Regions from separate parts of the Homo sapiens genome. Here region 1 is linked to region 2. A link is a loop called in an ENCODE intact Hi-C map of the cell type or tissue named here. Cell type or tissue: CD14-positive monocyte. All regions are shown on one strand. Each heading gives the region's core, and the rest is flanking DNA. Links, peaks and the distances in the headings are about the cores only.

What was found. Peaks named below come from ENCODE experiments on the same cell type or tissue, not always from the same donor. Only the 100,000 strongest peaks of a DNase experiment are listed, where the experiment ranks them.
Region 1: it touches region 2 in a loop (2.0-fold over the local background); 17 of 110 quality-filtered maps call a loop at or near these places.

The regions. Positions count from the first base shown.
Region 1 is chr12:112,090,905-112,102,502 of GRCh38, reverse strand. It overlaps NAA25 (N-alpha-acetyltransferase 25, NatB auxiliary subunit), which reads left to right. Exons shown (of 24, transcript NM_024953.4): 2 at 9,367-9,452. Among named protein-coding and RNA genes, the nearest start is that of NAA25, 12 kb to the left of the region's middle. In CD14-positive monocyte, for the core only: no CTCF peak of the experiment used is centred there; a DNase peak (open chromatin) is centred at 5,692; H3K27ac peaks cover 1,897 bases.
Region 2 is chr12:112,134,993-112,146,590 of GRCh38, reverse strand. It overlaps TRAFD1 (TRAF-type zinc finger domain containing 1), which reads right to left. Exons shown (of 12, transcript NM_006700.3): 4 at 11,525-11,578; 5 at 5,367-5,772; 6 at 4,296-4,502; 7 at 929-1,005. Among named protein-coding and RNA genes, the nearest start is that of TRAFD1, 15 kb to the right of the region's middle. In CD14-positive monocyte, for the core only: no CTCF peak of the experiment used is centred there; a DNase peak (open chromatin) is centred at 5,640; H3K4me3 peaks cover 1,435 bases; H3K27ac peaks cover 2,311 bases.

The DNA of each region.
Region 1 (11,598 bases), core at 2,101-10,100, 44 kb after region 2:
TTTTAAACTGAAAATGAAGGTTTTAGTGCACAAAAATATTCTTAGATGAATACATAGATTAGAGGGTAGTTGTTGAAACATAGGGCAAGATGAAGAGATTAGTACATTTCTTTTTTTTTTTCTGTTTTTGGAGACAAGGTCTTGCTGTGTTGTCCAGGCTGCAGTGCAGTGATGTGAACATGGCTCACTGCAGCTTCGACCTCCTGAGCTCAAGTGATCCTCCCGCCTCAGCCTCTGGAGTAGCTGGCACTGCAGGCACATGCCACCATGCCTGGCTAGTTTTTTAAATTTTTATTTTATTTTATTTTTTTGAGATGGAGTTTCACTCTTGTCGCCCAGGCTGGAGTGCAATGGTGCGATCTCAGCTTGCTGCAACCTCCGCCTCCTGGGTGGATCACTTGAGTCCAGGAGTTTCAGACCAGCCTGGCCAACGTGGTGAAAACCCATCTCTACTAAAAATACAAAAAAATTAGCTGGGCATGGTGATGCACGCCTGTAATCCTAGCTACTCGGGAGGCTGAGGCAGGAGAATAGCTTGAACCCAGGAGGTGGAGGATGCAGTGAGCCGGGATTGCACCACTGTACTGCAGCCTGGGTGACAAAGCTAGACTCTGTCTCAAAAAAAAAAAAAAAAGTTGAAAAGATTTGGAAAAAATTTAATAGCTGGTAGCCATCACTAATCACTGGTTCTTTGAACTTCCTGTTGTGATCACTTTGTATTATCTTTTTTTTTTGATAGATTTTTTAAGATGCAGTCTCACTCTGTCACCTGGGCTGGAGTGCAATGGCGTGATCTCCACTCGCTGCAACCTCCGCCTCCTGGATTCAAGTGATTCTCCTGCCTCAGCCTCCCAAGTAGCTGGGATTACAAGCACCTGCCACCACACCTGGCTAATTTTTGTATTGTTAGTAGAGATGGGATTTCACCATGTTGGTCAGGCAGGTCTTGAACTCCTGACCTCAAGCAATCCACCTTCCTCGGCCTCCCAAACTGTTGGGATTACAGGCATGAGCCACCGCACCCGGCCTGTATTATCTTATATATATATCTTTCATTTTTCTAGCAGACTGCCCTTTTTTCCCCCATACAATTTGTTCATTTATGCATTCCTTCATTCAACATTTATTGAGGGCCTGATATGTGTTAGGCACAATATAGATGCAGGAAATGAGTACTAAACAGCACAGACATAGTTTCTGCTTTCAAGGAGCTTATCTCCTTGAAATGACAGTACACATCACCATTACAGTTATGTTAAGGGATTTGAAGGAATAGGACAGTTTGCCATGAGAGCATACAATAGGGGCATTTGGACTGTTGGGGTCAGGTCAAGAAAAGGTTTCCTGTGGAAATGATGTTTTACTTTGGACATGAAAAGAGAACCAGGGTTAGGCAAAGAGATGGGGAGAGGGTGGTGAAGACCCTGAGAAAAGGAGCTTGGTCCACTTGAGGATGTAAGCAAAGGCTTGTGCAGTTGGAATGAAGAAATGAGTGAGGAAGTGAGATGAGGCTGGGGTGGGCAGCGACTCAGCTTTGTAATCCATTTTAAGGATATTGAAATTTGTTTTAAAGACAGTGGAATCAGGCCGGGTGTGGTGGCTCACGCCTGTAATCCCAGCACTTTGGGAGGCCAAGGCAGGTGGATGACGAGGTCAGGAGATCGAGACTATCCTGGTAACACGGTGAAACCCCGTCTCCACTAAAAATACAAAAAATTCTCCGGGCGTGATGGCGGGCGCCTGTAGTCCCAGCTACTCCGGAGGCTGAGGTAGGAGAATGGCGTGAGCCCGGGAGGCGGAGCATGCAGCGAGCCAAGATCGAGCCACTGCACTCCAGCCTGGGCAACAGAGCAAGACTCCATCTCAAAAAAAAAAAAAAAAAAAAAAAGACAATGGAATCAATACCTGTGAAAAGAAAGAAAAGGACAGTGGATGACATTAAAAGGATTTAACCAGAGGAGTAGAGTGATAAGGTGTGCATGTAAAAAAGATAGCTCTGAATACTGTGTGGGAAATAAACCTTTAAACTAAAAGGGAAGCAAGGCCAGGTGTGGTGGCTCACGCCTGTAATCCCAGCACTTTGGGAGGCTGAGGCAGGAGGATCACGAGGTCAGGAGATCGAGACCATCCTGGCCAACATGGTGAAACCCTGTCTCTACTAAAATACAAAAAAATTAGCCAGGCCTGGTGGTACGAGCCTGTAGTCCCAGCTGCTCAGGAGGCTGAGGCAGGAGAATCACTTGAACCTGGGAGGCAGAGGTTGCAGTGAGCCGAGATCGTGCCACTGCACTCCAGCCTGGTGACAGAGCAAGACTCTGTCATAAATAAATAGGAGGCAAATGTAGAATGGGTCGGTCAGTTAGGAGGCATTATTCATTTTTAGGTTCATCCTTGTCCCTTGCAATCTTGCACATGGTAGGTATTTAACAAAGGCTTGCTGAGTGAAGGAATGTGTCTTCTGTAATTTGTATTCATGGTAAAAGCAAGGCTCCTATTCTCCAACTTTTAGAATTTTTAAGTAAAGGATATTGTGTTTAAAGATGGAGCTCTCTTCTATTTAGCGTTTTTATAAGTTGTGGCAATATCTTTAATAGTCTCTGAAATTCTTGTAGGAAGTGGAAACTGAGCATACTATTTCAGCTGCTAAGGAGACCATTCATGGCAGCTGCAAGAACATGCAGATGAAAAACTTTCCTTTTTATTTGCAAAATTGATACTTTTCCTACTGTCAGTATCCATCCCTCAGTAAGATTGGATGAACAAATCCCAGGACCTCTTCTCCAGGGCATGTGGACAGCAGGCCTGCATGTGTCCAGGCCTGCTGCTGCCTGCATCTCCAAGGACTAGTAGCTTCTTTGGGAAGTGTTACCTCAGGAGTGCAGCTTGTGCGTTCATTCAACAAATTTTGATAGTGTCTTGCCAATGATTTATCCCAGTTCTTCCCAAATTTCTATCGTTCTTTTACCTAATCTCATTATTTTAGCTGCATTATAGTATTATCTGTGCTATCAGTTAATATTTTTCTCCAAGGTGACTTTTAAAATTAAATTTATTTTATAATTATATTATTGCTATGAGTGGAAAACTTGTATCACTTGCTGTAGGAAAATAAAACTGTAAAAGTAAAGTACAATGAAAACTAAACAATGTTATTAACCAGATTCTGATACTTGTGAAACTTCAGGACCTATTCCTTCCTTCTGGAAAAAAAAAAAGGCCGAGTGCGACAGCTCATGCCTATAATCCCAGCACTTTGGGAGACCGAGGCAGACGGATCACGAGGTCAAGAGATTGAGACCATCCTGGCCAACATGGTGAAACCCCGTCTCTACTAAAAGTACAAAAAAAATTAGCTGGGTGTGGTGGTGCGCACCTGTAGTCCCAGCTACTCAGGAGGCTGAGGCAGGAGAATTGCTTTAATCTAGGAGGTGGAGGTTGCAGTGAATCGAGATCATGCCACTGCACTCCAGCCTGGCGACAGAGTGAGACTCTGTCTCCAAAAAAAAAAAAAGATACTAGCAATTTTTAGAGAAATAGTAGGCTAGCACCAAACTGACACTTTCTCCTTAATGTAAAGGAAGTATTAGAAAAGAGATTAGGGCCAGGCGTGGTGGCTCACGCCTGTAATCTTAGCACAATCCCAGTTGAACCTTGGAGGCGGAGGTTGCAGTGAGCTGGGATCGCGCAACTGCACTCTAGCCTGGGCAACAGAGCGAGTCTCAAAAAAAAGAAAGAAAGAGATTGACTTTTTCACTGTGAGTATTATCTAGGGCTGTCTGCAAGGACTAAAAACATTTCATTTGGAATGGCACTCACCCGTGCTTTGGAAAATACTGCTTTAACCAATACATCTTATTGTTTCCATTGCCTGATCTGTGGATGGCTGATTTTGGCTGACTCCTGTTATTAAGGGAACAGCACCATTCCTCATGGCCAAACTACAATTCCCCTTGAGTAGCTTTTTAAAAAGACTTACTAAGAAGACAGATTTAGGATATCGTTTTTATTGGCTTGTTTTCTCCAAGGACTACTTAACTTATATTACAGATTTAGTAATGTAAAATGAAAATAAACTTTCCCAAGAGACTTAGCAGCTAATTAATCACACTCTCCTAGGTCCAGGAAATGGGAGCCTGATACCTGGCTGAATGTGGTAAAGTGTTTTAAACTCTTTCAGGTGAAGAAACAATCTCTTTGATACCAGCGCAAGTAAAGACGGTTACTGTAAATCCTTGTGGGAGCCAAGGCAAGAGTGTAGTGCCCCAGGACCTGATGGAAATGAGAAAGTTGTCAGGACCTGAAGCTTCTTTTTCAGTTGCTCATCTCTGCTTTTCTCTGTGTCTATTCATTTCTCTGCTTGGTTTTTTTTTTTTTTTTTTTTTTGAGATGGAGTCTTGCTCTGTTGCCAGGCTGGAGTGCAGTGGCACAATCTCAGCTCATTGCAACCTCCGCCTCCCGGGTTCAAGTGATTCTTAGGCCTCAGCCTCCCAAGTAGCTGGGATTACAGGCGTGCGCCACCAAGCCCAGCTAATTTTTGTACTTTTTTTGGTAGAGACGGGGTTTCACCGTGTTGGCCAGGCTGGTCTTGAACTCCTGACCTCAAGGGATCTGTCTGCCTCTGCCTCCCAAAGTGCTGGAATTACAGGCATGAGCCGCCGGGTCTGCTCGGTTCTTCATAATGTTTTTTCCTGCTTACTCATCAACTTACCCAGAACCCAACATGTTGACTTTTGTAGCCACACCAAGCTGTGGCTGGAGAAGGGAGGGTTCATTAGCCTCACCCGTAAGCTTAATTTCTCTAGATTTTCCAATAAAGGTAATTGACATTTTTCATTTTTATATAAATGCTGTGTGAATAAAGAGTCAAGAGACAACTCTTTTTTTTTTTTTTTTTTTGAGACGGAGTCTCGCTCTGTCTCCCAGGCTGGAGTGCAGTGGCGCAATCTTGGCTTACTGAAACCTCCGCCTCCAGGGTTCACGCCATTCTCCTACCTCAGCCTCCCGAGTAGCTGGGACTACAGGCGCCCGCCACCACGCCCGGCTAATTTTTTGTATTTTTAGTAGAGATGGGCTTTCACCGTGTTAGCCAGGATGGTCTCGATCTCCTGACCTCATGATCCACCCGCCTCAGCTTCCCAAAGTGCTGGGATTACAGCCGTGAGCCACCACGCCTGGCCGAGACAACTCTTTTTCTTTGCTGCACATCAATCAACTTGCATCCCCGAAAGTGCCTTCAAAATAGAAATTCTGGAGCTGCCACTGGTAAACTCAGACTTAAAATTTTTAAGATTTTCCACCTGAGGTTCCTTGTAACTTACTGACTCTGGCTTTCAGTTTTATAGTTAGAGAGTACCAGGAAGAAACCTGATTTACCCAGCTTGGATCAAATGTCCAACCTGGGGTGGGCTGCAGTTACATGGTCTAGACATGGTCATCTAGTCCTACCCCTTCAGCAGGGGCACTGGAAACCATTTCCAGACAAGAGGGCATGGGCAAGTAGGTACATTATATCAGAACCTCGTCAACTACAGAGGGGAAGGGAAAAATACCCTTATAGTCCTAACCTCTGGTCTGATCCATTTATGGGCAGACCTTCAGAGATGGGTCTCATCAAAGATGTTTACCCTTTGAGAAGGCTTCAAGATAGGTTCTATGAACCTGGAACCTTGCAGGACCACTGAGTCAGCAATGACTTAGAACTGACTCAGAATGAGATCAGCATCAAGTTATGAGGAAGAGAGGGTGTCGTTTATTGAGCTGGTTTATCTTTGTCAGATAGTTTATAAGGACAAATGATGGCCTGTCAGTTCAGCTAAGGATTTAAGAAAACTGGTATTAGATGTTTAGGTATTTAGGCCAAGATTATGTGCTTTTAGATATCTGTGATTCTCCAATGCCTCTCCAGAATATTAGGTCTTTGGCCTTCCTCTCTAAATTGTGATTTCCTACAGAGTAAGGCTTCTTATCTTTTTACCTAGCATTATTGGTGCTCATCAATATTAAGTGCATTAAGTGCATTGAACTCATGCATTCATGAGACTAAGTTTTAGTTAAGTGTTAATTGCAGAAAAATTTAGTATAGTAAAATGAAAGTTTATTTCTGTTCTGTGGGACACTCTGAGCCACCAGGGTCATAGATTATTTTAAGTTGTCTGTGCCTTTGCTGATAGGGAACTTTGATGAGCAAAGAGGAACCTGGTAGTGGTAGAGGATTGTGAACTGGCCTGTGTTCAGTCATCATTGTATATTTAGAATTGACAGCTACTGTACTGTTTTCCCATTTATAACACTTCTCATTTTTCTTCTCTAGAAATGAATCTTTGCTTTTGTTAGACTTTTTAAAAGAATTAATAGACTGTTTTTAGAGCATAAAACTGCTTTATGGTTTACAGAAAAATGAGTAGAAAGTACAGAGTTCCCAAATACTCCCTCTCCCCATCCCCATGGTTTCCCTTATTATTAACAACTTGGATTCATATACGTTTGTTACCATTGCTGAGCCAACATGATACATAATTGTTAATTAAAATCCGTAAATAGTTTAGGCTTCATTCTTTGTGTTGTGTATTCTCTGGGTTTGACAAATGTATGAAGACCTATATCCACCATTACAGTATTATATAGAATGTTTCAGTGCCCTAAAAATCCCCTGTGCTCCACCTATCCATCCCAACCTCCATCCTCTGTCAACCACTGATGATTTTACTATCTGTATAGTTTTTCACCTTTTCCAGAATGCCATGTAGGAGTTATATAGTATATAGCCTTTTCAGATTGGGTTTTTTTCCCTTAGCAATATGAATATAAGGCTTCCTCCATGTCTTTTTTTTTCTTTCTCTCTGTCTTTTGTGCTTGATAGTTCATTTCTTGTTTTTTTTTTTTTGTTTGTTTGTTTTTGTTTTTTTTTTGAGACAAGGTCTTGCTCTGCCACCCAGGCTGGAGTGCAGTAGTGCAATCATAGCTCACTGCAGCCTCTACCTCCCAAGCTCAAGCAGACCTCCCAAGTAGCTGGGACTATAGGCATGCGCCACCGTACCTGACAAATTTTTTTAATTCTTTTTTTTTTTAGACGGAGTCTCACTCTGTCACTCAGGCTGGAGTGCAGTGGCGCGATCTCAGCTCACTGCAAGCCCCACCTCCTGGGTTCACGCCATTCTCCTGCCTCAGCCTCACGAGTAGCTGGGACTACAGGCACCCGCCACCATGCCCGGCTAATTTTTTGTATTTTTAGTAGAGATGGGGTTTCACCGTGTTAGCCAGGATGGTCTCAATCTCCTGACCTCGTGATCCGCCCGCCTCGGCCTCCCAAAGTGCTGGGATTACAGGTGTGAACCACCGCGCCTGGCCAAATTTTTAAATTTTTTCTAGAGATGGTGTCTTGCTGTGTTGCCTGGGCTGGTCTTGTACTTCTGGCCTCAAGTTATCCTCCCGCTTCAGCCTTCCTAAGTGCTGGGATTGCAGGCATGAGCCACCACACTCAGCCTAACACAATTTTATGGTGGGTCTCCATATTCCTTAAAACTTGAAATGTATCAGCTGGGCATGGTGGCACACTCCTTTCACACATGTACTCCCTTCACTTTGGGAGGCTGAGGCGGGCAGATCACTTGAGGTCAGGAGTTCGAGACTAGCCTGGCCAACATAGTGAAACCTCATCTCTAGTAAAAATACCAAATTTAGCTGGGCATGGTGGTGCACACCTGTAATCCCAGCTACTCGGGAGGCTGAGGCAGGAGAATTGCTTGAACTCAGGAGGCAGAGGTTGCAGTGAGTCAAGATTGTGCCATTGCACTCCAACTTGGGCGACTGAGCAAGACCCTGTCTCACACACACACAAAAAAGTACTATTTTCCCTACATCCTTGCCTACTCCTGCTATTATTGAAATTCATTCCCTACCTCCCAATCTTATGGGTAAAACTTTCTCTTATTTTTTTCTTCAGCAAATTAGACTTAACTCTGTGGCAAAGTCAGTACTCATTAAATATATTTCATTGAAGGAACATAGTCCACTTGGTAGATTTGAGGCCTGAATACTAGAAAGGTTTCTTTTTTGGTTTTTATTTTAATTTTTAAAAGATTTTAAGATTTTGGTGACTAAACTCATTACTTATCCATGGATAAAAATATTAATGTCATCTCATCTAAATATGTATAGTCTTGAATCTTCACTAAGGACTACATAGTGTGATTATATTACTTGTAGATGAGAGATGACTATAGGGACGTAAGTTTGTATTCTTTTTTTTTTTTTTTTTTTTTTGAGACAGAGTCTCCCTCTGTCGCCTAGGCTGGAGTGCAGTGGCGCCATCTTGGCTCACTGTAAGCTCCGCCTCCTGGGTTCACGCCATTCTCCTGTCTCAGCCTCCCCAGTAGCTGGGACTGCAGGAGCCCACCACCACGCCTGGCTAATTTTTTGTATTTTTTAGTAGAGACAGGTTTTCCACCATGTTAGCCAGGATGGTCTCGATCTCCTGACTTCGTGATCCACCCACCTCAGCCTCCCAAAGTGCTGGGATAAGTTTGTATTCTTGACCGTCCTAGCCATTTATAGTTAAAATTAGATCCATAATGTTTTTATTTGTTGAAAAAAATTTTTAAATTAAAAAAAAAAGTTTTTTTGAATCAGGGTCTCACTCAGTTGCCCAAACTGGAGTGCAGTGGCACGACCGTGGCTCACACTGTAGCCTCAACTTCCCAGGCTCAAATGATCACCCCACCTCAGCCTCCTGAGTAGCTGGGATTACAGGTGCATGGCAACATGCCTGGCTAATTTTTATATTTCTTCTAGAGACAGGGTCTCACTAAGTTGTCAGAGCTGGTCTCGAATTCCTGGGCTCAAGTGATTCACCCACCTTGGCCTCCCAAAGTACTGGGATTACAGGTGTGAGCCACTGGACTGTGCCCATGATGTTTTTATTATTTTGTTTTATTATTATTATTTTGTGTTATTACTTTTTTCTGAGGCAGGGTGTCACTGTTTTGCCCAGGCTGGAGTGCAGTGGCATGATCTCAGGTCACTGCAACCTCTGCCTCCCAGGTTCAAGCGATTCTCGTGCCTCAGCCTCCCGAGTACCTGGGGCTACAGGTGTGCATCACCACTGCCTGGCTAATTTTTGTAGTTTTAGTAGAGTTGGGGTTTATCCATGTTGCCCAGGCTGGTCTCGAACTCCTGGCCTCAAGTGATCCATCTGCCTCGGGCTCCCAGAGTGCTGGGATTACAGGTGTAAGCCACCACGCCCGGCCTCCATGATGTTTTATATAGCAAATTAAGATATTTTCCAAAATATCTCATACCAGTTGGTGCATTTTTTATATTTGTTATTGAAGGAATATAATAACTGTCACATAATTTGTTTTTTCATAGATTATCTTGACAATGGTAATAATAAAATGGCAATTCAGCAAGCAGATAAACTGTTGAAGAAACATAAGGATCTTCATTGTGCTAAGGTAACTTCATTTGCCCTTCAGTTACTTACCTGTGGCGGGTTATATTTGTAATTCCTTACCTTAAAGAGAAAGGAGGGCCGGGCATGGTGGCTCAAGCCTGTAATCCCAGTACTTTGGGAGGCCGAGGCAAGCGGATCACGATGTCAGGAGTTTGAGACCAGCCTGACCAACATGGTGAAACCCTGTCTCTACTAAAAATACAAAAATTAGCCTGGCATGGTGGCGTGCGCCTGTAATCCCAGCTACTCAGTAGGCTGAGGCAGCAGAATCACTTGAACCCAGGAGGTGGAGGTTGCAGTGAGCGGAGATCGCACCATTGCACTCTAGCCCAGGTGACAGAGTGAGACTCCGTCTCAAAAAAAAAAAAAGGGGGGGGAGAAAGGATGTTAAATCTCTTTAGTGACTATTAGTGTCTTTTGTTTTTGAGATGGAGTTTCACTCTTGTTGCCCAGGCTGGAGTGCAGTGGCTTGATCTCAGGTACTGCAACCTCTGCCTCCCAGATTCAAGTGATTCTCCTGCTTTAGCCTCCTGCGTAGTTGAGATTACAGGCATGCGCCACCACACCCAGCTAATTTTGTATATTTTTTAGTAGAGATGGGGTTTCCCCATGTTGGTCGGGCTGGTCTCAAACTCCCGACCTCAGGTGATCCTCCTGCCTCAGCCTCCCAGAGTGCTGGGGTTACAGGCATGAGCTACTGCGCCCAACTGACTATTTGTGTTTTTTTCTCGGTACTTTATAGGTCAGTTATTTCCATAGTCACTTACATGCCACAAGTGGTATTTCTTTTTTCGTTTTTTTTTTCTTTTTTGAGATGGAGTCTTGCTGTGTTGCCCAGGCTAGAGTGCAGTGGCACGATATTGGCTCACTGCAACCTCTGCCTCCTGGGTTCAAGCAATTCTCCTGCCTCAGCCTCCTGAGTAGCTGGGACTACAGGCGCGTCCTACCACGCCCGGCTAATTTTTTTGTATTTTTAGTAGAGACGGGGTTTCACCGTGTTAGCCAGGATGGTCTCAATCTCCTGACCTCCTGATCCGCCTGCCTTGGCCTCCCAAAGTGCTGGGATTATAGGCGTGAGCCACTGTGCCTGGCTGTGATATTTCAGTAAAAGCTAGCTGTTTATTTCTTTGCATATTACTTACCTAATTTATTTTCACAGAATCCTTTTAAGCAATATTGTGCACTTCTTTTTTTGAGACAAGGTCTCTATCACCCAGCCTGGAGTGCAATAGCACAATCATGACTCACTACAGCCTTGGCCTTCTAGGCTCAAATGATCCTCTCATCTCAGCCTCCTGCATAGCTGGGACTACAGGGTGTACCACCATGCCTGGCTTTTTTTTTTTTTGGAGATAAGGTCTCTCTCACCCTGTTGCCTAGGCTGGACTGCAGTTGCCTAGGCATGATCACAGCTCACTGCAGCTTTGACCCCCCGGACTCAAGCGATCCTCCTACCTCAGCCTCTCGAGTAGCTGGGACCACAGATGTGCACCACCACACCTGGCTAATATTTAAACTTTTTGTAAAAATGGGATCTCACCACGTTGCCTACCTAGGCTAGTCTTGAATTTGTGGGCTCAAGCAATCCTCCCGCCTCGGCCTTCCAAAGTGCTGGGGTTACATTCGTGAGCCATTGCACCTGGCCTATTTTTTTCCTTCAAATTTTTTCTAGAGATGAGGTCTCACTGTGTTGCCTAGGCTGGTCTCAAAGTTCTGGGCTCAAGTGATCCTCCTGCCTTAGTCTCCCAAAGTGTTATACGCATGAGTGCACCATGCCAGTCCTATTGTTCACTTTTTTTTTTTTTTTCGAGACAGGATCTCCTTCTGTCACCCACGCTGGAGTGCTGTGACGTGATCAACCTCCCGGGCTCGAGGAGTCCTCCCATCTCAACCTGTCAAGTAGCTGGGTGCACACCACCATACCCAGCTAATTTTTTATTATTTTTTGTAGAGATGGAGTCTCACCACGTTGCCCAGGCTGGTCTTGAACTCCTGGGCTCAAGTGATGTGCCTGTCTTGGCCTCCCAAAGTGCCGGGATTACAGATGTGAGCCGCCGCACCCAGCCTGAAACTAGTATATCAGCAACCTAGGCATAACTTAATACTTGTTCTTTCAGATCGGCTTTCTTTGGTTCATATTTCCTTTT
Region 2 (11,598 bases), core at 2,096-10,095:
CAGGTAGATAAAGTAATGTGCAGAAAACACCCTTGACCTTTCTAGAAAAATGCAAGGACTTCAATACAGCTCCAATAAATCAAAATGTGGCATGAGATGAGACCAGATCACAAAACGGATAGTGGAGATATATGTGCACCAGTCACTACCACATGAAAGGGCTGCTAGCATGAGATTTCCAGGTCTGCTGAAATGAGCATCATTCCCTGCCCCCCCCTTTTTTTTTGGTAGAGCTGGGGTCTCACTATGTTGCCCAGGCTGGCCTTAAACTCATGGGCTCAAGCAATCCTCCCACCTCAGCCTCCTGAGTAGCTGGGACTACAGGCATACATCACTGCCATCACTTTTTTTTTTTTTTTTTTTTTGCTGTTATTTCACTATTGTTTTTTTTTTTCTTCTTCTTCTTCTTTTTTTTATTATTATTATACTTTAAGTTTTAGGGTACATGTGCACAATGTGCAGGTTAGTTACATATGTATACATGTGCCATGCTGGTGTGCTGCACCCATTAACTCGTCATTTAGCATTAGGTATATCTCCTAATGCTATCCCTCCCCCCTCCCCCAACCCCACAACAGTCCCCAGAGTGTGATGTTCCCCTTCCTGTGTCCATGTGTTCTCATTGTTCAGTTGCCATCTATGAGTGAGAACATGTGGTGTTTGGTTTTTTGTCCTTGCGATAGTTTACTGAGAATGATGATTTCCAATTTCATCCATGTCCCTACAAAGGATGCCATCACTTTTTCTAAGAAGGAACAAGGCTAAGTTTTCATATCTGTATGCCACTCACATCATGGAAAAGAACACTTGCTATTCCTACTATGGGCATTGTATTAAAATGATTTGTTCAAGGCCTCATGTGGCCTGCAACACCAATTATGGCCTGCATACAATCCTACTAAAAGTCCTCAAGTAATTCATAACACACCTGATGGTCAATCAGCAGTTCCTCTGGGTAGAGCTCCTCACAAAATTCACAAGGCAACATGATCTCGTCAGCTGCACCTAGGTATTAGGCCACACAATGAGACTCAGGATGAACAAAAACAAACTTGAATTTAACTTTTTATCCTCTTTATGGGGTCTTATATAGAAGTTTGGCTTTCTTTAATGTTTCTTATAGATAGCAATTTGTGGGGCTGTATATTCTCAGAGGGAACCCATCCAAGAGATAAACTCTAGGCCAAAACTTCCATGACAAAACAAGAAATGTACTTGACCCCAATTTCCTGAGTAGCAGTATAGCAGTAGTTTACCTGCTACTCACTACTCTAAGGAAGCGATTTAAATGTGTAATAACCATAGGCAATAATCTTAAGTGTTTTCCACACACTATTTCAATCCTCAGAAAAAACTTACGAAGTAGATCCTACATTATCCTTATTTTACGGATAAACTGGCAAACAATATCCTGAATACTCCTCCCAGTACCAAAAAATGCTGCCTAAAAGTAACTGAAGTGAACAAATCGATACATTTTAAACCCAAGATTCCCAGACACAACATCCTCAGGAAAACTGCTAAACAAATGGGAGGGTGAACAATGGCGGGATGTAGGGAAATTTACCCTTCTACCCATCTAGATTTTAGTTCTGGGTAAAAGAAAAGTCTCTACCAAGTAGAGTAACTAGAGCTTGGCCCCTTACATAGGTTTGGGGTCACAGTCTGTGCTTCTGTTTTTTATGTTTCTATTTTTACATAAATTCGCATTTGTGATTTTTTTTCTGTTGCCTAGATTGGAGTGCAGTTGTGCAATCTTGGTTCACTGCAGCCTTGATCTCCCAGGCTCAAGAGATCCTCCCACCTCAGCCTACCCAGTAGCTGAGACTACAGGTGTGTGCCACCATGCCTAGCTAGTTTTTGTTTATATTGTGTAGAAATGAAGTCTGACTCTGTTGCCCAGGATGGTCTTGAACTCCTTGGCTCAAATGAACCTCCCGTCTCAGCCTCCCAAAGTGTTGGGATTACAGGAATGAGACATGATGCTCAGCTACGTTTATGCTTTTTAAAAGTCCAAGCCAGCCGGGCATGGTGTCTCACACCTATAATCCCAGCACTTTGGGAGGCCAAGGTGGGTGGATTACCTGAGGTCAGGAGTTCCAGACCAACCTGAGCGACACGGTAAAACCCTGTCTCTACTAAAAATACAAAAATTAGGCGGGCATGGTGGTACAAGCCTGTAATCCCAGCTACCCTGGAGGCTGAGGCAGGAGAAATCACTTGAACCCCAGAGGCGGAGGTTGCAATGAGCCAAGATCGCGCCATGGCACTCCAGCCTGGGCAACAGAGGGAGACTCTGTCTCAAGAAAAAAAAAAAAAAAAGTCCAGGCCAAAAGCTTAAAGTTACCCCTAATGGTAGTATCTCTATGTGCCTGCCAGAAGCATTTATAAATTCTCAGAGGAACATGCTAGAAAACTTGGTGTTCACACACACACGTAGCAAGCCTCCATGAACAGGAGACGCAGAAACAACATAGCAAAGAAACAGTTTTTGCTATTTTTGGACACAAAAGAAAAATAAGTATATTTAACATGTTTAAAGACATGTTAAAGAGGGAACTATGCTGGGCGCAGTGGCTAATGCCTGTAATCCCAATCCTTTGGGAGGCCGAGGTGGGGCAGATTGCTTGAGTTCAGGAGTTCGAGACTAGCCTGGGCAACATGGTAAGGAACCATCTCTACTAAAAATACAAAAAAAAAGGTAGTGGTGCATGCCTGTGGTCCCAGCTACATCGGAGACTGAAGTGGGAGGATCACTTGAGGCCTGGGGGCGGAGGCTGCAGTGAGCCGCGATCACACCACTGCACTCCAGCCTCGGTGACAGAGCAAGATCCTGCCTCAAAAAAAAAAAAAAAAAAAAACCAAAGCGGGAACTGTAATATGACTATGGAACAAAAGATTATTTTAAAAATTAGGAGGTACAATGAGGAAAAGGATCAAACAGAACTCAAAATGAAATATATAATCACTAAGTGAAAATCTTAAGGGACACATTAAACAACAGATTAGAAATAACTACGGAGAAAAATCAGTGAACTAGAAGACCGATAAGAAATTACCCAGAATGGCTGGGCGCAGTGGCTCACACCTATAATCCCAGCACTTTGGGAGGCTGAGGCAGGTGGATCACCTGACATCAAGAGTTTGAGACCAGCCTGGCCAACATGGCGAAACCCCGTCTCTACTAATAATACAAAAAATTAGCCGGGCATGGCTGGGCGCAGTAGCTCACGCCTGTAATCCCAGCACTTTGGGAGGCCGAGGCAGGCGGATCACGAGGTCAGGAGATCGAGACAATCCTGGCTAATACAGTGAAACCCCGTCTTTACTAAAAATACAAAAAATTGGCCGGGTGTAGTGGTGGGCGCCTGTAGTCCCAGCTACTCGGGAGACTGAGGCAGGTGAATGGCGTGAACCCGGGAGGCGGAGGTTGCAGTGAGCCGAGATCGTGCCACTGCACTCCAGCCTGGGCAACAGAGGAAGACTCTGTCTCAAAAAAAAAAAAATTAGCCAGGCGTGATGGCACATGCCTGTAATCCCAGCTACTCAGGAGGTTGAGGCAGGAGAATCACTTGAGCCCAGGAGGCAGAGGTTGCAGTGAGCCGAGATCGTGCCATTGCACTCCAACCTGGGCAACAAGAGCAAAACTCCATCTCCAAAAAAAAAAAAAAATGTTCAGAATAGTATAGCAAATACCCATATACTCCTCATCTATATTCACAAAGCTTAATATTTCCTCACATTACTTTTATGTATTTTTCCCCTGAACTATTTGAGAATAAGTTTGAACACATAACATTTTATTCCTAAGTACTTCATCATGTGCCTTTGAAGAACAAGGGCACTGCTTTCTCCTATGTAAACAATACGGATGTCACTCTCAGCAACTTTAATGTAAGTTCTCTACTTGTACAATAATGTCCTTTAGAGCCTTTTTTTTTTGAGACAAGGTGTCACTCTGTCACCAGGCTGGAGTGCAGTGGCACAATCTCAGCTGACTGCAACCTCTGCCTCCTGGGTTCAAGCATTCACCTGTAATCCCAGCTACTTGGGAGGCAGAGGCACGAGAATCACTTGAACCCAGAAGGCAGAGGTTGCAGTGAGCCGAGATCATTACATTGCACTCCAGCCTGGGTGACAGGGCGAGACTGTCCCAAAAAAGAAAAGAAAAAAGAAACAAAAAAGAGTAAGGCAAATTCTATTTCATTAAAATCTTTCAATTGTATAAGAATTGTATAACCTAAGACTTACAAAAACTGTAGAGAAAGAGGCTAGTGCAGAATAAGCAAGCCTACCCTTTATGTCACTGAGAGACCTGGGACCGCCATGAGACTGGTCGGCCTCACATACGGCCCTCCAGAAGTCCTGCTCTGCCACACTGGAGGCTTGGCCTTCATTTTGCAGACTTAGGGCCAACATGAAGTCCAAGTTTGCACTCTCTTCACCACCCTCTTTGGGGGGCTGTTGGCCTCTATTCCTTTCCTGCCTCTCTTGTTCTTCAACTGAAAAAAAAAAACCAACCAACATTCAGGATACATTAGAAATGTTACCACCCTCAACTCAAGTCCATGCCTAGCAAATAGTCAAGGTTTACAGGCATCCGGGAAGGAATAAAAATGACCATGTTCAACTAGCTCTCTTCACCCTCTGGGTCTCCTAGCTTTGAACATTAAAGTCTGCCCTGTGAAAAGGCTCCATTATTATTCTAACTGTATTATTAAGCAATATTACTGAGCCATAATTATGAGACAGGCACTGTGCTAAACATTTTATACTTATTTTCTGAATTACAGTAGAATGGTTTAAAGCACGAGGTCAGATTATCTGAATTCAAATCTCAGTTCTACCTTCAAATTTACCTACCTTCAAATAATGAGAGAATTAAATGAGTTAATACGTATAAAGCACTTTGCAAATGCCTAAGGGAAATAAGATACAGGTTGAGCATACCAATCCAAAAATCCAAAATTTGAAACTTTTTGGGCATCAATATGGCTCTCAAAGAAAATGCTCACTGGAACATTTTGGATTTCAGATTCTCAGATTTGAGATGCTCATCCAGTATATATAATGCAAATACTTCAAAAGCCAAACCACTTCTGGCCCCAAGTATTTTGGATAAGGGATACTCAATCTGTATAAGTGTTGGCTATTTACAACACTGTCATCATACTCACCATTATGAACCCTAACTATAATCCAATGGAGGTTATTTCCATTTTATAGGAAAGAGAGGTATTCTTCCCAGTGTTACTCAGCTACAGTCGGGTTTCTATAATCAAGATCTATCTGGCCCCAAAGCCCTGTTCCCATTTGCCTTGGGATTTTGATACCATTCTAGTTCCCTAATCCCAAGCACAACTCACACAGATTATTCTGAATTGAAACCTGGGCTGTAATGTTCCTTTGGTTGGTAGTTCTATTGTGGAAAACATCTGATTCAAAGGCTCTCAGGGGCCTTCGCGGCAGCCTCATGGGTGGGTCCAGAGCCTCAATTTGTCTGAGGAGTTGGGATGCAATCCAGATTCCATCCTGACCCCAAGATTCATCATATGCATTAGGAGGTATGGCAACCTCATTTCTCTTTTCCTCCCCCTCTCTCCCACAAACTTCAGGGTGAGTCTTCAGATCTTTCACAAGGACATTGCGACCACAGTTGCCACATAGTTCCGTCCGGGCACCACAATAATCTTCATGTTCCTTCAGTTTGAGAATGGAAAGTTCTAAATCACAGTGCTGGCAGACAGCAAGCCGCAAAGGGCACTCAGTCTCCTACAAAACAGAGGAATGAGGCAGTTAATATGCATATCTAGGAGAGGTGTGTTTTAGTATAGGGCAAGGAAAGCCAAGAGTATCTACTGCAATCTTCTCTTCCAACCCTTGATTCTCCTACCCTTTTTTAATGTATTTAATTATTTAAGAGTCACAGCTTCCCCTTTTGTTCCTGCCACAATGTTCTATAAAGGAAAATAAAATATTAGAGGGAGCCCACTACTCAGCCACCCTAACTATCATATTGTTTTGTGCACACATTACTTAGTAATCTAAAACCAGCCAGAGAAGCCCAGGAGCAAATAACAAGAATCATAGCAAGTCAGATGTTTGTCAAAGCTCCAATGTCCCTGTCCCCTACCAACTATTCCAATTCAGTCTTTTTTTTTTTTTTTTTTTGAGACAGTGTCTCGCACTGTCGCCCAGGCTGGAGTGCAATGGCGCAATCTTGGCTCATTGCGACCTCTGCCTCCCAGGTTCACACGATTCTCCTGCCTCAGCCTCCTGAGTAGCTGGGATTTCAGGCACACACCACCACACCCACTTAATTTTTTGTATTTTTAGTAGAGACGGGGTTTCACTATGTTGGCCAGGCTGGTCTTGAACTTCTGACCTTGTGATCCGCCCGCCTCAGCCTCCCAAAGTGCTGGGATTACAGGCTTGAGCCACCACGCCCGGCCTCCAATTCAGTCTTAAGTACCTAATAATGAGGAAAAGAAACTGCACTTTAGAAAGACACAGGTTTCTCTAACCTTCATATTTGTATTTAGCACAGGCTTTATTTTTCATTTATTATTATTATTTTTTGAGAAAGTCTTGCTGTCGCCCAGCGACAGAGTGGTGTGCATGGAGTGCATGGTGCAATCTCAGCTCACTACAACCTTCACCTCTCGGGTTCAAGCAATCCTTGTGCCTCAGCTTCCTGAGTTGCTTGGGACCACAGGTGCGTGCCACCACACCCAGCTAATTTTTTTGTATTTTTAGCACCGAAGGGGTTTCACCACGTTAGCCAAGTTGGTCTCAAACTCCCATCCTCAAATGGTATGAGCCACTACTCCTAGCAAATCCGTGTTATTTATCTAATAAAAGAACTTTGGGACCTGGGCAATGGCCCACGCCTGTAATCCCAGCACTTTGGGAGGCCAAGGCAGGCAGATCACCTGAAGTTAGGAGTTCAAGACCAGCCTGACCAACATGGTGAAACCCCACTCTACCAAAAATACAAAAATTAGCAGGGTGTGGTGGCATTCACCTGTACTCCCAGCTACTCGGGAGGCTGAGGCAGGAGAATTGCTTGAACCCGGGAGGTGGAGGTTGCAGTGAGCTGGGATAACACCACTGCACTCCAGCCTAGGTGACAGAGTGGAAAACAAAAAAAAAAAGCTTTTGAAAAAAAACTTTCTGAATTGGCATTATATCTACATGGTATCAAATTTTATTTTTTAATTTTAATTTTTCTTTTCTTTTTTTTGAGACAGGATCTCAGTGTCACCCAGGCTGGAGTGCAGTGGTACGATCATGGCTTACCGCAGCCTTGACCTCCTGGGCTCAAGCAATCCTCCCACCTCAGCCTCCCAAGTAGCTGGGACCACAGGTATATGCCATCATGCCTAGCTAGGTTTTTTGTTTTATTTTTTATTTTGTAGAGACAAGGGTCTCCTTATGTTGCCCAGGTTGATCTCAAAACTCCTAGGCTCAAGCAGTCCTCCTACCTTGGCCTTCCAAAGTGCTGGGATTACAGGCGTGAGCCACTGTGCACAGCTGGTATACAATTTTAAAGCCCAAAAAGGATATATGTAAAAATCATGTCTCTTCTCCCCTGTTCCTCTGCTACCTAAGGCCTTTTTATCAATTTATTGTGTTTCCTGCAAGAGGTAGTTCATGTATATACAAACAGTGCTGAAAATGTTGGAGTAGCATTTAGAATAGAACTTTAGTTTAATTTTTTTTTTTTTTTTTTTGAGACGGAGTTCGCTTCTGTTGCCCAGGCTGGAGTACAATGGCATGATTTCGACTCAGTGCAACCTCTGCCTCCTGGGTTCAAGCAATTCTCCTGCCTCAGCCTCCCAAGTAGCTGGGATTACAGGAGCCTACCACCACACCTGGCTAATTTTTGTATTTTTAGTAGAGATGGGGTTTCACCACTTTGGCCAGTCTGGTCTTGAACTCTTGACCTCATGTGATCTGCCTGCCTCAGCCTCCCGAAGTGCTGGGATTACAGGCGTGAGCCACCACGCCCAGCATTTTTTGTTTTTGTTTTTGTTTTTTTTTGAGACAGTCTCACTCTGTTGCCCAGGCTGGAGTGCAGTGGTGTGATCTTGGCTCACTGCAACCTCTGCCTCACAGGTTCAAGCAATTATCCTGCCTCAGCCTCCCGAGTAGCTGGAATTACAGGCATGCGGCACCATGCCTGGCTAATTTCTGTATTTTTAGTAGAGATGGGGTTTCACCATGTTGACCAGGCTGGTCTTGAACTTCTGACCTCAAGTGACCCGCCCTCCTCTGCCTCCAAAAGTGCTGGGATTACAGGCTGAGTCATTGCGCCTGGCCTACCTTTTTATTTTTATTTTTATTTTTTTGAAACAGGGTCTTACTTTGTCGCCTAGGCTGGAATGCAGTGGCACAAACAGGGCTCACTGCAGCCTCAACCTCCAGGCTCAAACAATATCGTACCTCAGCCCCTCGAGCAATTGGGACTACAGGAACGGACCACCATTCCCAGCTAATTTTTTAGTTTTTTGTAGAGATAGGGGTCTCACGATATTGCCTAGACTGGTCTTGAACTCTTTGGTTTAAGCAATGCTCTCGCCTTGGCCTCCCAAAGTGCTAGGATACAGGCATGAGTCACTGTAGCCCGCTGTGAATTACCTTTAAGGGTAATTTAATTATAAATTAATAAAATCAAGTTGTTACAGTTTGAGGCACACAGAATGAAATGCACAAATCTTTAAGTATATACCTTGGTGAATTTTTACATATGTATATCCACTCTTCTATAACTACCATATAAACAGCTGTTTGGATTTTTATTTATTTATTTTTATTTATTTATTTTTTTAGACGGAGTCTCGCTCTGTCGCCCTGACTGAAGTGCAGTAGCGCAACCTCGGCTTACTGCAAGCTCCGCCTCCCGGGTTCACGCCATTCTCCTGCCTCAGCCTCCCAAGTAGCTGGGACTATAGGCGCCCGCCACCACGCCCAGCTAATTTTATGTATTTTTAGTAGAGACGGGGTTTCACCGTATTAGCCAGGATGGTCTCAATCTTCTGACCTCGTGATCCGCCCGCCTCAGCCTCCCAAAGTGCTGGGATTACAGGCGTGAGCCACTGCGCCCAGCCAAGAAATGAAGATCAAGGCTGAGGGATGCTCCCTACTGAATGGGAAAACTGTCCTTGGTTCCACATGGGCTGTAGACACAGCCCTTCTGCCAGCAACTGTTCCTGCAAGGAACTTGTGCTCAACTGAACAAACTGTCACGTGGTTCCTTGAAGGGGCACAGCACTGATTTCACTTGCATTATAAAAGACTGAGTGGTGCTTTTGACTGTTTATGTCAACACTTGAAAACAAGGTGAGCCAGTTTTTTTTTGTTTGTTTTAGATGGAGTCTCACCCTGTCACCCAGGCTGGAGTGCAATGGCACGATCTCGGCTCACTGCAACCTCCACCTCCCAGGTTCAAGCAATTCTCCTGCCTCAGCCTTCTGAGTAGCTGGGATTTCAGACGTGCGTATCCACGCCCAGCTAATTTTTGTATTTTTAGTAGAGACGGGGTTTCACCATATTGGCCAGGCTGGTCTCGAACTCCTGACCCTGTGATCCACCCACCTCAGCCTCCCAAAGTGCTGGGATTACAGGCATCAGCCATCACGCCCGGCTGGATTTTTAAATTGGTGAATTAACATACTCATTCAACGTTGGCCAGTTTTGGCCAGATGCCATAGCTCACGCCTGTAATCTCGACATTTGGGAAAGCCAAGAAGGGAGGATCACTTGAGGCCAAGAGTTCGAGACTAGCCTGGGCAACATAACAAGACCCCAACTCTATGAAAAACAAAAATAAATAAAATTAGTCAGGCATAGAGGCCTATACCTGTAGTACCACCTATGCAGGTAGATCATTTGAGCCCAAGAATTCGAGGCTGCAGTGAGTTATGATCATGCCATTGCATGCTAGCCTGGGTGACAGAGTGAGACTGTGTCTCTTAAAAAAGGTTTTTAATTAAAAAAAAGAAAAATGACCGGGCATGGTGGCTCACGCCTTTAATCCTAGCACCTTGAGGGGCCAAGGTGGGTGGATCACCTGAGGTCAGGAGTTCAAGATCACCCTGGCCAACATGGCAAAATCCTGTCTCTACTAAAAATACAAAAAAAATTAGCCAGGCATGGTAGAGCACGCCTATAACCCCAGCTACTCAGGAGGCTGAGGAAGGAGAATCGCTTGAACCTGGGAGGTGGAGGTTACAGTGAGCCAAGACTGCACCACCGCACTCCAGCCTGCAAGACGGGAACAAGATTCCATCTCAAAAAAAAAAAAAAAACTTTGGGCTGAGTACAGTGGCTCATGCCTGTAATCCTAGCACTTTGGGAGGCTGAGGCAGGAGGACCACTTGAGCCCAGGAGTTCAAGACCAACCTGTGCAACACAGCAATAGAGACAACACCTGTCTCTATTTTTTGGGTTTTTTTTTTTTGAGATGTAGTCTCACCCTGTCATCCAGGCTGGAGTGCAGTGGCGCGATCTCGGCTCACTGCAACCTCTGCCTTCCGGATTCAAGCGATTCTCGTGCCTCAGCCTCCCAAGTAGCACACACCTCCACGCCCAGCTAATTGTTGTATTTTTAACAGAGACAGGGTTTCACCATGTTGGCCAGGCTGGTCTCAAACTCTGACCTCAAGTGATCTGCCCACCTCTGCCTCTCAAAGTGCTGGGATTACAGGCATGAGCCACCATGCCCAGCCGACCCTGTCTGTATTTAAAAAAAAAAAAAAAAAAACCTTTGGCCAGTTTTATCTCAACTAGCGAGCAAATGATACTCTATTCTCTCTCACCAAATGCTGAGGAATTTCTTAGGTTAAATAGCATGTTATCCAGGTGTTCAAGATTTTAAAATGAAGCCAGATGTGGTGGCTCACGCCTGTAATCCCAGCACTTTGGGAGGCTGAAGACAGGCAGATCACAAGGTCAGGCCAACATGGTGAAATCCCGTCTCTACTAATAATTAGCTGGGAGTGGTGGTGGGCGCCTATAATCCCAGCTACTCAGGAGGCCGAGGCAGGAGAATTGCTTGAACCTGGGAGGCAGAGGTTGCAGTAAGCCGAGATCACACCACTGCACTCCAGCCTGGGCAACAGAACAAGACTCCGTCTCAAAAAACAAACAAACAAAAAAGAATTTTAAATGAAATGACAGCTTGTAAGGCAGGCTGTGTGCTAAAGAGGTTATCCCATACTGGCAACTCTAGGGCTGGCTTCATATTCAGTGAGGCTGCCAATAACCAAACCCCAACAGAAATAATAGACTCAGTTCCAAAGGGAGATACTTCGCGAGTCTCAACATACACAAGTGAGTTCCAACAGCCAGGTAGCCGAATCTGGCAGCAGTTACATAGTCAAGGCCTCAAACAGGCTTTGAGAAACAGTATGCATGTGAGCTCACGGAGAACTAACACTCAACCAGACTGGCTTCCTGCTCTGCATGTGGGTCTGTAATCTCAGCAGGACTGGGCCCACGGTAACTCACTCCATGGACTAACCTCATGCTTCTTTAACAGCCTCTTCTCCAACTTCTTGTTACATTTGCAGGTCACCTAGAGTAAGAAGTGAGAAT